2 separate regions of the Homo sapiens genome follow, and region 2 is linked to region 1. Evidence: read pairs that join two places in POLR2A ChIA-PET (ENCODE). Cell type or tissue: CD4-positive, alpha-beta T cell. All regions are shown on one strand. Links, peaks and the distances in the headings refer to the core of each region. The heading gives the core; the rest is flanking DNA.

Region 1 (8,241 bases), core at 1,217-6,216:
TGGCTCATGCCTGTAATCCCAGCACTTTGGGAGGCCGAGGCAGGTGGATCACTTGAGGTCAGGAGTTCGAGACCAGCCTGGCCAACAGGGTTTTTAGTAGAAACCCTGTCTCTACTAAAAATACAAAAATTAGCTGGGTGTGGTGGTACACGCCTGTAATCCCAGCTACTTGAGAGGCTGAGGCAGGAGAATCGCTTGAACCTGGGAGGCAGAGGTTGCAGTCAGCTGAGATTGTGCCACTGCACTCCAGCCTGGGTGACAAGAGCAAGACTGAAAAAAAAAAAAAAAAAAAAAGAGAGAGAGAGAAAAAGAAAGAAAGAAAGAAAGAGAAAAAGAATAGAAAGAAAAGAAAGAACGGAAAGAAAGAAAAGAAAGAAAAAAGAATAAGAAGCAGACAGCCAGGAATTGAGCTTTGAGAATGAGTTACCCCACAAGAGGAAAGAACCACTCAGTGTTTGGTCCGCCCAACACCCTTTCGTCTTCTGGAAACAGCAGCATTCCCCTTGGGGTACTGTGCCTGGCCCATTCCTACAGGTGGGCTGAACCACAGCTGCCATCTTCTTCCATGATCCTGCCTCTCTGGCCACGCTGTGATTGTTCCAGGCCTGGGTATCGGCTGTGAGCTGGACCAATCAGAGACCTCCCCTGGGACTTTTCAACTGTAACCAAGAGGCCTTTTGCTGTCTGGTAATGAAGCTGAGAAGATGCAGGCTCAGAACCTGTGAATGGCCACAGTACCGGGCTCATGGGGAAAGGCAGAGAATGAAGCCACCTCATGGAGAGAAACAGGAAGTGCTGGTATGTTCTGGGCCCTGGGGTTCCAGGACCTGCCCCACTATTCAGCTCTTCTTTTGGTTCTTTGGGCTACTTCAGTATCCTCCGTGCACCCCCCTTTTCCATTTAAGCGAGTTTGAATTGGGTTTTCGTCACTAGAAGTAGGTGGGGACATACGTTTCTCGCTCGGCTGAAGGTGGTTTGGAGGAAAATTTCCCAAGGTGGCAGAAGAGCTGAGTAGGGGCATCCACAAAGGGGTGGGCGTCCCGTGCCACTGCTGGGTGCCCCACCCCCACATCCCCTCCTATGTAAGGAACCTAGAGGAGCTTTGTCCATGGTTCACATAGTATCTCATTATTTATTTACTTATTGAGACTGAGTCTCGCTCTGTCACCCAGGCTGGAGTGCAGTGGGATGATCTCGGCTCACTGCAACCTCTGCCTCCCAGGTTCAAGCAATTCTCCTGCCTCAGCCTCCCGAGTAGCTGGGATTACAGGTGCCCACCACCACACCTGGCTAATATTTTGTATTTTTGGTAGAGAGGGGGTTTCACCATATTGGCCAGGCTGGTCCCAAACTCCTGACCTCAGGTGATATGCCTGCCTGAGACCCCCAAAATGCTGGGATTACAGGTGTGAGCCACCATGCCTGGCCTGTATCTCATTATTTATTTATCCTTAACGTTGGAATTAGTCCCTCCTACTTAACCCAGGACTGCGCCCCCGTGGGTCTGGCACCAAAGCATGCTCTCTTCCCAACACAATGCCCTGCTGCAGGACACTTCAGCCCCTGAAACATTCAAGACCTTGGAATGTCATTCCATGCAGTGAAAAGAAGACTACTCTGGCATTGGTGTCAATAAAGATTCCCTGGAGCTGAGCAGCATCTACATCCCTGAGGCCTGTCTGAAATGCTGGTGCCCCCCACTCCCATGCCACTAGGAGGGTGCACCTGCTACCCACAGGCCAGATGCTGCTCCAGGCCGAGTGGAAAGGGGAAAGCAGATGGGGGCACTGATGAGAGCATGGAGGAAAAGAAGCTCGGCCCCCGGAGGGTGACCACACAAGGAGAGGAGGCTTAGGGTTGCCGCAGCTGGGCAGACAGGCTCTGCCCTTACCGCCTGTGTGACCTTGGACAAGGGACTCAGTGAGCCGCATCCACACATGGGGCTGGTGATGCCATGCAAATGGTGTTGTCCTGAGAATTAAGGGAGACACTCAACGCACAAGGACCCCAGGAGCCCTCGAAGCATGTGAGCCCCTTTTCTCTCTGCCCCGACTGCTTTTTTGCTGTTCTTCTCATGGCTGAGACTCTAGGGCATTTTCAGCCTCTTCTAACCCCTCAAAGTCCACCTTAAGCAATGTTTATAAACTTGAACATGAGGAGGAAGGATGGCACGCATTGCTTTCTCTTTCCTGTCCTTACTCTGTCTTTCTCCCTCTGTCTCTCTCTCTCTAGGACGGCATATTTCTTGTCAGCAAGTCTGATGGGTCCCCCAGTTCCCCGCTGCTGTGGAGAGAGAGGAGGCCCACAGAGGCGGCCTGACCGCGGTACTGTGCTGGCACTCCAGACGCCCTGTTCCCACCCGTCATCCTGCAGGCCTCTCCTCTCTTCTGCTGCCCCCACAGTCCAGGCTGCCTGCTTCTCCTGCTGTGGATGCCACTGCCCCCACCCTAGCTTCCCCTTGTTTCTTCCTGATTACTGTTTCTTGCTTTTGCCACCACTGGAGAATGAGGTCATGGGAGCAGTGGGGGACGGCAGTGCTCAGGTGGTGAATGGACTGGGGACCCTGGAGACTGAGGTGAATTTCCCACGCCCCCTCTGAGGGCTGCTCAGAGAGTACTTATCTTGGAATCCATCTCCCCGCAACACACACCCACTGACTCCCATGGGGAGAGGCAGTGGAGAGGACTTTAGCCTTGGTCTTCCTTTCCTACCAGGAGGATGACAGCTCCAGCCCTGCAGCTCCTTCCTTCGCCCGACTCCTGCACTGGAGCCGGATGGTTTAGAATGAGATCCAGGCCTCCTCCCACGTCTCCCTCCCTTCCTTCCATCCCAGGCAGATCAGGGAACTTGCTCCTCCTCAGGAAAGCAGCTGGACAGAGTGGGTGGGATGAGGAGTCCAGGTGGTCCCCAAGGCGAGCACTGCGCAGGTGTGGGCTTTATGAGAGAGGAGATGAGCTACAGCTGCAGAGACTCAGACATATCAGGTTGAGAGAGCAAGGGAGTTAAGAAGTCAAGTTGGCTGTACACCTGTAATCTCAGCATTTTGGGAGGCCGAGGTAGGTGGATCACTTGAGGTCAGGAGTTTGCAACCAGTCTGGCCAACATGGTGAAACCCCGTCTCTACTAAAAATTTAAAAAATTAGCCAGGCGTGGTGGTGAGCACCTGTAATCCCAGCTACTTGGGAGGCTAAGGCGGGAGAATTGCTTGAACCCGGGAGGTGGAGGCTGCAGTGAGCTGAGACTGCACCACTGCACTCCAGCCTGGGCAACAGAGTGAGACTCTATCTCAAAAAAAAAAAAAAAAAAAAAAAATCAAGTTGTCTTGCCATTCATTCATAAGTGGGGAAACTGAGGTTCAGACAGATTAACCCATAGACAGATACAACTTTGTATAGCACTTTACTTTTTCATTTATTTATTTATTTAGAGACAGGGTCTCGCTCTGTCACCCAGGCTGGAGTGTAATGGCGCAATCACAGTTCACTGCAGCCTTGACCTCCCAGGCTCAGTAATCCTGCCTCAGCCTCCCAAGTAGCTGGTATTACAGGCACACCCCATCATGCCTGGCTAATTTTTGTATTTTTAGTAGAGATGGGTCTCCCTGTACTACCCAGGCTGGTCTCCAACTCCCGGGCTCAAGCAATCTGCCTGCCTCAGCCTCCCAAAGCGCTGAGGTTCTAGACATGAGCCACCACACAGGCCACATCTCTTTACAATTTACCAAGCCTAGCCATTAAGTAGACGGAAAACATCTACTTAAACGAGAAAACTACAAGAGCACAGCGCCACCATGCAGCACATTTGTTGACTCCTTCAGCATGTCGGTGCAGACACCTGCTCTGTGCAGGGGCTGTGCTGAGTGCAGAGCACTCTGTTAGCTCGCAGCCTTGCAGGTTCCCTGGAGCTGCACCATCTCATTTCCCCTTACAACTTCCTGAGGTGCACAGACAGACATCGCTGCTCTCCCCACTTTACAAAGGAGAAAAGTGAGATCGGAGAGGGGACGTTATTTGCCCAAAGCCACACAGTCTTTGTTTTAAAATCAGAGGCTAGACTTTTAAAAAACCTCAGGGCTGGAAGCCACTGTGGCTCCAGAAAGTCACCAAAGTTGTGAGTGCAGATAAATATTTAACAACTGCCTGGGGGCTGGGGTGCAGGTAGGGGCAGAGGAGTCCTGAATTGCCGTTGTTGCCAATTTCTGTGGTGTAAATACTTCCACGGTAGCTGACTTCCAGCTACCCTTTCAAAAAAGTTACTGAACATGGAGTTAGGAAGAGACATGTTCAGTTGCCTCTCACCCAGCTGCATACATGATCTCCAGCACACCCCTGCTGAGAGCTTCCTGATTTGTGTTTCTAAAAGAGTCAAAGGGAAACATTTACATTTCTTTCTTTTTTGTTTTGTTTTGTTTTGTTCGAGACAGGGTCTCACTCTGTTGCCAGGCTGGAGTGCCGTGGTGCAATCACGGCTCACTGCAGCCTTGGCTTCGTGGGCTCAAGTGATTCTCCCACTTCAGTCCCTGCCCCCAGCTCCACCTCCCCCACCAAAGGCTCATGCCCTGGTAATTTTTTTTTATTCTTTGGTAGAGACAGGGTCTCCCTATGTTGCCCAGGCTGGTCCCAAACTCCTGGCCTCAAGCAATCCTCCCGCCTCCAATTCCCAAAGTGCTGGGGTTACAGGCGCGAGCCACTGCGTCAGGCCACATCTCTTTACAATTTACCGAGCCCAGTTGTTTATTTAAAAATAAAAACATTTATTTAAAAATTACGGGCACAGTGGCTCATGCCTGTAATCCCAGCACTTTGGGAGGTCAAAGTGGGCGGGTCACCTGAAGTCAGGAGTTTGAGACCAGCCTGGCCAACATGGTGAAACCTCATCTCTATAAAAATACAAAAATTAGCCAGGCATGGTGGCACGCGCCTGTAATCCCAGCTACCCGGGTGGCTGAGGTAGGGGAATCGCTGGAACCCGGGAGGCAGAGGCTGCAGTGAGCCGAAATTGCACTATTGCACTCCGGCCTGGGCGACAGAGAAAGACTCCGTCTTAAAATATATATATATATATATAAAATTAAGCCAAAATCCAAAAGATGGAATGACTGTGTGTTTGTCTCCTAAAGAACCCTAAGTCTGAGAGAGGAGGCCCCGTGGCAAGCCTCGTAAATATCAGGCAGTAACTGCCGGGTGTCTACAGAGTCACTGTGGCTCTAAGAGGAGGGAACCCTCCATGGAAAGCTGAGGTGGCGAGGGGTTCACAGAGCCCCGCACACGCATGTGCACACCCCAGCCCTCCAAGACACACACACACCTGCACATGAGCACATACTCATATGCACACACATATGCAACCCTTTGACACAAGAAAGACCCTTTGCCAAGCCCGAGTGGGATCTGACAGAGATTGGAGGATGGGCACCTTTTTGTAATTCACATGCCCAGAGGTGGCACCAAGGCCACCTGTGCTGCAGGTGCCCCTGAGTGATGCCAATGGCCATGAGAAGGTGGCCTGGGCTCTGAGTAAGCCTGGGGGCCTGGGAATATCTAGATGAGGATGGAAAGTTTGAAGCAGACTTTCACACACCATCCCCACTCATTACTCCCAGGGGCCATCTCTCCTTCCCCTTCAGCACCAAAACGCAATGGGATCAAAAATAAACATGAAACTCCAAGTCTCCCATGTCCTGACTTCCAGGGTGCCTGAGGCCATAGGTTCTAGAGTCCAATGTCAACCTTTCTTGCTTCAACTGCCTCATACTTCAAGACTCAGCTCAAATGACGTCCCCTCCTTGAAGACTTCCCCCACTCTCAGGCAAAGTGACTGCCCCCCGACCCGGCCCCACTCTGAGTCTACAACTCCCTGAGCAATGTCCAGTGTCCCCCATTACATCGCTTGGTCAATATCTGCTCTCCTGGCCACTCCCGCAGCCAGACCACAAGCTCCGCTAAGACAGAGTCTGCATGGAATTTATCTCTGTACCTCATCCCCTAGCACCAGGCCTTGCACTTAACAGGACCTTAAGAAATGACTGTGAGTGAATGAATGGGTTACAAATAGTCATGAAAACCTCAGCAACTTATAACGTCAGCCCACAGCCCAAAGGAAGCACGCCCTCCCTCCCCAGCCCACCACAAATTACTGCCATTCTCAAAAGGACAACCCTGAAAGACCACAGTAAACCAGACATGCCGCCTCCTAAGCTAGATCTCAAAGCGGGAGGAGAGCTGGCTTTCAGGATTTCTCCACCTGCAAGGCTGCAGGGCAGAGCTTTCCCTCATCAGAAGGAAGGGGAAATGGGAGGGACAAAGGGACTCAGGGTGGGGCACAGATAGAGACTCAGACTTTTCAAGGGAACTGAGTTCGAGGATAGAGACACAAGTGGCAGCCAGGGAAGCCAAGTCTCCTAGAAACTTCACACCAGGCTCTAGGGATGGGTTTCCCCACCATCCGGGCTGGGGGGCAGAGTTGGGGATGTGCCCCAAGCATGGGTGCAGCCAGGGATGCCAGCTGTCCTCTGAAAATACAGTCCTTCCAGCGGAGTGGGGGAGGCTGAGTGGTGGCAGAAAGGGGGATGAGGGTGGGGGGTGGAACTATATCTCTAATTGAAACTATTTGCTCACTTCAACTGCCAGCTTGTACTTGTTCGAGTGTGGGTTTGGTAATATTTTTATTTTTTTAATAAAAGAATCCTTACGCCCCGCCCCCCCCCCCCAACCCCCCAAGCCTGGGTTATTTGTTTTGGATTGTTTCACCAACATCTGGAGCTTGCCCAAGACAATGACTTCCATCTCCATGACCAACAGATCCTTTCTGGAACCAAGACGCAGGCTTCCCCAGAGCACCATTTCTGGCAGTTTAAGGTGTTCTGTTTTATCTCTGCTTCCAGGCATCAAAGATTCAGAAATACTCAGGTCCAGACTTGGCAAACACTGCTGCCCAAACAAGAAATGTTTTTGTTTTTTGTCTTTTTTTTTTGGCGGGGGGGTTGTTTTTGTTTTGTTTTGTTTTTGTTTTTGAGACAGGGTCTTGCTCTGTCGCCCAGGCTGGAGTGCAGTGGCACAATCTCAGCTCACTGCAGCCTCCACCTCCCGGGTTCAAGCAATTCTCCTGCCTCAGCCTCCCGAGGAGCTGGGATTACAGGTGCCTGCCACCACACCTGGCTGATTTCTGTATTTTTAGTACAGATGGGGTTTCACCATCTTGGCCAGGCTGGTCTCAAACTCCTGGCCTCAAACGATCCACCCGCCTCGGCCTCTCAAAGTGCTGGGATTACAGGCGTAGCCACCATGCCTGGCCCCAAACAAGTAATGTTAATGGTTCAAGTGAGAGGTTTGCATGTCCCTTTGTGTTTCAATGCCAGATGCCCATGGGAGAGTGCTGGCTTGGCCAGAAGAAGTTAGGAGATGACAGGTCGATCCACAAACTCCCACCTGGAATGGGTGGTTACCGTATAAAAAAATCTAAGAGGTTGGGTTGGGAAAAAGTCTTCATGCATTCTTTTGTTCCTTGGCTCATGTGATTATTCATTCAATAATCACGAGTGGAGCCCCAGCAGGGGACCCTGCCCCACGGGGGAGAAGTAGGGGGGTCCCTCAGCATTGAAGCAAAGCAGAAAAAGGCAGAGAAAGAAGAGGCCAGAAATGACTCAGGGAGCAGAGTAGTGGGAAAAACAGAAGTGAGAAGGGAAAAGAGGGAAGGATGGGCCCCCAGATGGATTAAAAACTTCCAACGAAGGGCACTTTAAAGGATCCTTTATCAGAAAAGGCAAAATTGGCCAGATCCTCAGCTTCTCCCTGCACCCACTTCCTCACGTGGCTGCCCCTAGATCCCTTCTGTAGCCTGCTCTGGGACCCACCCCTCCCTTACCTGCAGCCTGGCAGGAAGGTACACACAGCTCAGGCCCTGACATATATCTGGACTCAAGTCTGCCTCGGAAAGGACAGGAAAGTTCCGGTAAAGGAGGAGGACCAGCATGTTGGGGCCGTCCAAGGCCATTCGGGGCCAGCCAAGGGGCAGGCTACATTCTGGAGCTCTTTGTAAGAAAATCCTCACTAACTGATCCCACTAATTCAGAATCCCTGTCAGTTTCGATGTTGGCAATGCTAAAGTTGCTTTTATACTAACCATGAAATAAAGAGTTTCTTAAGCAAATGAACAGAGGAAATAATATTGACTTCCGGCGGTCTCCCCAGCCACATAGCGGATACACTGTCCTGTGTGTTTTGAGTGCCTCTGCAAACAGAT
Region 2 (5,000 bases), core at 1-5,000, 76 kb before region 1:
CTAGGAGTAGGCCAAACTAAATTTGGGAGGAGCTTAAATTTATAGTTTTACTTTGAAACAAAGATGATAACAGCTCATTCCCCTAAACAAACCCCCTTCTTGCCTGGGGACCAGACTGCCTTTGTAGGACTAACAAATTAGCCGAAAGATTAGAAATTATGGTTTAGGAGCCAGGCAGCTGGAGGCTACAAGATTCTAACCCTCCCCAAATTGCTCCTGGGGACAACATCACTATTGTAAGAAGTAAGATCAGATATTTTACAGATTCTGCACTTGATGGATCAGCTGGCATCACCCAGATCAATAAACTGGCTCATGTGATCTTGTGGACCCACTCAGGAACTGACTCTGGAAGAGGACAGCTTTAACTCCCTATGATTTCATCTTCGACCCAATGAGTCAGCACTTCCGACTCACTGGCCCCTCCACCCACCAAATTATCCTTGAAAACTCTGATCCCTGAATGCTCAGGGAGACTGATTTGAGAAATAATAAAACTCTGGTCTCCCACACAGCTGGCTCTGTGTGAATTACTGTCTCTATTGCAGTTCCCGTCTTGACTAACGGGCTCGGTCTAGGCAGCAGGCAAGGTGAACTCGTTGGGCTGTTCCTGGCTGATAACTCCCAGAGCCCTTCTTACAGTCTTGTTAGAACATTGGGTATGTTAGGCCTCAGGGGCAGGCCTCTGACCTTCTCCTGCCCTCCTTTCACCTGAATGTTCCCCTGATTTCATGACTATGAGTCTGAAGACCACACCCTGGGGGAAGGAATGCTGACATCGTGAAGCTTCCATAAAAACCCAAGAGGCCAGGCTTGGTGGCTCACGCCTCTAATCTCAGCATTTTGGGAGGCCAAGGCAGGAGGACTGCTTGAGGCCAGGAGTTTGGGACCAGCCTGGGCAAAGTGGCAAAATTCCATTTCTACTAAAAATACAAAAAAGTAACTGGGCCTGGTGGTGCACTCCTGTAGTCCCAGCCACTCAGGAGGCTGAGGTGGGAGGATTGCTTGAGCCTGGGAGGTGGAAGTTGCAGTGAGCCGAGATTGCGTCACTACACTGAAGCCTGGGTGACAGAGCAAGACCTTGTCTCAAAAACAAAACAAAACAAGCCCCAAGAGGACAGGGCCCAGTGAGCTTCTGGATAGCTGAACACTGGAGCTTCCTGGAGGGTGATGGGCCCAGGGGGCGCGTGGAAGCTCCGTACCCCTTCCCCCACACCTCACCCTACATGTCTCTTAGATGGGATACTTCCCTCAACCCCCTTCGCGAGTGGGAACTGGAGTGGCTTGTTGCACTCAGCCTGTCACTGACCACTCCTCATGGGAGGGAAAGTGTGAGTGAATAAGTGTGGGAACCCGAGGGGACAAATGCTGGAACCGGCCATTCGCTCCTCTCTGGCTGCATCAGGTTCTGTGTGGGCCCCGCACAGCGTCCAAGCATGTTACAACCAATGCTCTTTCAGTTCTGCTGTCCAGGGCTGGTCGAGTGCCAACTAGCTCAGTGGAGGGTCAGAGTGGGAGCCCCTGCCCTCTCGGCACCCAGATTCTTGTCCAGCATCCAGGAAGAATAAGCTCACATGAACTGTTTGAAATGTGATGAATGGCCGGGCGCAGTGGCTCACGCCTGTAATCCTAGCACTTTGGGAGGCTGAGGTGGGCAGATCGCTTGAGGTTAGGAGTTTGAGACCAGCCTGGCCAACATGGTGAAACCTCGCCTCTACTAAAAATACAAAAATTAGCCAGGTGTGGTGGCGCGTGCCTGTAGTCCTAGCTACTCTGGAGGCTGAGGCACAAGAATCACTTGAACCCGGGACGCGGAGGTTGCAGTGAGCCGATGTCGTGCCATTGCACTCCAGCCTGAGAGACAGAGTGAGACTCCGTCTCAAAAAAAAAGAAGTGATGAATGCGGAAGACTTTATTGAGTGGTGAGTGACTCTCAGTGGAAAGGGAGGCTGGAAAAGGGATGGGAAGGTGATCTTTCCCTGAAGCCTGGCCGTCTCCAGCTGGGCCCCTCTCAGAAGCTGCACCATCTGAAGTTAGCTGCATCTATCCGTAGTCTCCGATGCTCAGTTGCTTCTCTGGTCACAGCTCACATGCTTGTATCCTGACCCTCAGCCACTTGTGTTGCTGTGCCAGCTGAAGTCTTTTATGGGAACAGGATAGGGGCGGGGCAGGCCAAAAAAGGCAACGTTTGGGTGGAAGAATGGGTTCAGCTGTTTTCACCTAGGGCCATGGTTCCAGGCTTAAGGGTGGGGTTTAGTTGGGAGCCCAGCCCTTCTGTATCATCTTCATCTGTATCCTTTGTAATATCCTTCTAATAAACCAGTACATGTAAGTGTCTCCCTGAGTTCTGTGAACTGATTCAGCAAATTAATTGAACCCAAAGAGGGGTCATGGGAAGCCTAACTTGAAGCCTGTTGGCCAGAAGTTCTGGAGGCCTGGACTTGCGACTGGTGTGGGAGTGGGGCAGTCTTGGACACTGAGCCCCCAGCCTGTGGGATCTGACACTATCTCCATGTAGATAGTGTCAGAACAGAATTAGAGGACACCCAGCTGGTGTCCAGTCCTTGGTGTGTGGAGGCAAACCTCCACACACATGGTCACAGAAGCCTTCTGTGTTGATTGTTGTGGTGTGAGAGTAGAGGAAAAACATGGTTAGAGAGAGTTTGAGCTGGGAACCGTGGATATTACCTAATCTACATCATGACACCACATCCTGCTTACCCATGGATTAGGTTCACGTGGCTCATTGCTTTCATGTGATTTCTTTTTTTCTTTTCTTTTCTTTTTTTTTTTATTTGAGACAGAGTGTCACTCTGTTGCCCAGGCTGGAGTGCACTGGTGTGATCTCGGCTCACTGCAACCTCTGCTGCCTGGGTTCAAGTGATTCTTGTGCCTCAGCCTCCCAAGTAGCTGGGATTACAGGGGCCCACAACCATGCCTAGCTAATTTTTGTATTTTTAGTAGAGATGGGGTTTCACCATGTTGGTCCGGCTGGTCTTGAACTCCTGACCTCAGGTGATCCACCCACCTCGGTCTCCCAAAGGGCTGGGATTACAGGCGTGAGCCACTGCGCCAGCCTCTTGTGATTTCATCTTGCCTCACTGACTCCACAGTAAGCACTGTAAGTGCGACTAGTTCTTGTTTTCTGTATTTTCAGAACTGCTTTCCTGGGCCCAGGATAAGTGCCCAAGAAGCGTGTTTGGACTGACATCCTTGGGAATCCAACAATGGTTAAAGATAACCACTTCCTTTCTACCTGCTGATGTGGAGCACATATGAGGCGCTAAGCACCGCCTGCACCAGGCGAGCCATTCAGTAAATGTTAGCTCTTATTGTTCTCTTATTGGTGGTGGGCAGAGTTGAAGTTCTGATGAGATCTTCTCAGAAGGGTTACATTGCAGGGGGGCCTTGGAAAATCATTCAGGGCTCTGAGATTCAGTTTCCTTCATCCCTGAAATGGGATGCGAATTCCCCCCTTGCCAACCTCAAAGAACTAGTAGGATGGTGCAAAAGTAATTGTGGTTTTTGCCATTAAAAGCAATAGCAAAACTGCATTACTTTTGTACCACCATGCCCAGCTCATTTTTTGTATTTATTATTATTATTTTTTTTCCGAGACGGAATTTCACTCTTGTTGCCCAAGCTGGAGTGCAATGGCGTGATCTCGGCTCACTGCAACCTCTGCCTCCAGGGTTCAAGCGATTCTCCTGCCTCAGCCTCCCGAGTAGCTGGGATTACAGGCACCCACCAACACACCCGGCTAAATTTTTTTTAATTTTTACTAGAGACGGGGTTTCACCATGTTGGCCAGACTGCTCTCGAACTCCTGACCTCAGGTGATACACCCACCTCAGCCTCCCAAAGTGCTGGGATTTCAGGCGTGAGCTACCACGGCCAGCCTAATTTTTTGTATTTTAATATGATGATCAGATGAGATATTCTGAGAAAGTGTTTAGAAAACTAAGGGGATCCATCAATCTAAAGTATCATTAAACTTGCACTGAGCTCAGCATCATGCTTGGGCTTGGGCAGGGGGAGAGACCGCAGCGGGTGCCGGGACGGCCCCATCTCTGCATGCGCTCTGCTTGCCCTGCCTTTAAGACTTGAACGTGTGAAAGTGCCTTGAAAGCTGTAAAGTCCTATCCAAGGGATCCTTTTATGATGAGCAGGGGTGGAGGCGGGAGTGGGAGTATCAGCTATGCCAGACTGACGAGGAGCTTTGTTTTACTAGAGTGCAGGAAATACAACTGGTGCAAGAGACCTGCATTCATCCAGGTTCTTGTAATTGCTGGGTGTCAAATCCACACAGTTGCTTGAAAAGAAGAAACCAAGATGGAAGTAACAGAAACCACAGAGGTGGTTATGTCTTTTAATAATCAGACCCAAGGAGGAGAACTGAGAGAAAGCTTGAAGGAAACCTGCAGGAGCTTGTCTGCTTCTCTAAGGTCTCAAAGGCAGAACTACTTCCTCAAAAGGCCTTTTGGTAAATCACCATAAACAAAGGAAAGCGGAAATTCCTTTAAGCTTTTTGGTGCTTGATTCTAATCCACCCTGAGCCATGGTCCCAGGCCTCCTACGCTCCTTGCTCCTCCGATGTTTATATGACAGAAAGTTATTTTCCCCAGAAACTGACAATCTGGATTGCAAAGACCAGGCCAGGAAGGAATTTATTCCAGAAACACTTGCAGTGTCTGGCACTTTGCTCCCCATTTCCTCATTTTGTGTTGTTTGTTTATGCAGTGGAACTGCCTATGAGTCATATATTTGGGTGCTGAGGATGAAGAGTTAATTTGGATGAAGAGTTAATCCAGAGCAAGGTCACAACTCTCTTGAATTCTATGAAGGCTGAGAGGGGTGATGAAGCTTCAGAAGAAAAGTTTGAAGCTCGCAGAGGTTGGCTGAAGGAATGAAGCTGTCTCTGTAACATAAAGGTGTAAGGTGAAGCAGCAAGTGCTGATGGAGAAGCTGCAGCAAGTTGTCGAGAGATCTAGCTCAGATCA

Evidence for each region. ChIA-PET counts read pairs that join two places held together with the same protein. Peaks named below come from ENCODE experiments on the same cell type or tissue, not always from the same donor. Only the 100,000 strongest peaks of a DNase experiment are listed, where the experiment ranks them.
Region 2: POLR2A ChIA-PET joins it to region 1 with 7 read pairs; 4 of 35 experiments call an interaction of 5 or more read pairs at or near these places.

What each region holds. Positions count from the first base shown.
Region 1 is chr17:39,088,671-39,096,911 of GRCh38, forward strand. All of the region lies in intron 7 of PLXDC1 (plexin domain containing 1), which reads right to left. It also overlaps the pseudogene RDM1P5. Among named protein-coding and RNA genes, the nearest start is that of PLXDC1, 59 kb to the right of the region's middle. RefSeq lists an enhancer at 4,334-4,403. In CD4-positive, alpha-beta T cell, for the core only: CTCF peaks have their summits at 3,759 and 3,960; DNase peaks (open chromatin) are centred at 3,821, 4,341 and 6,111; H3K4me3 peaks cover 930 bases; H3K27ac peaks cover 4,533 bases.
Region 2 is chr17:39,014,271-39,019,270 of GRCh38, forward strand. The region is part of intron 1 of LOC105371767 (a long non-coding RNA gene); the gene reads right to left. Among named protein-coding and RNA genes, the nearest start is that of LINC02079, 10 kb to the right of the region's middle. In CD4-positive, alpha-beta T cell, for the core only: no CTCF peak of the experiment used is centred there; a DNase peak (open chromatin) is centred at 2,711; H3K27ac peaks cover 1,949 bases.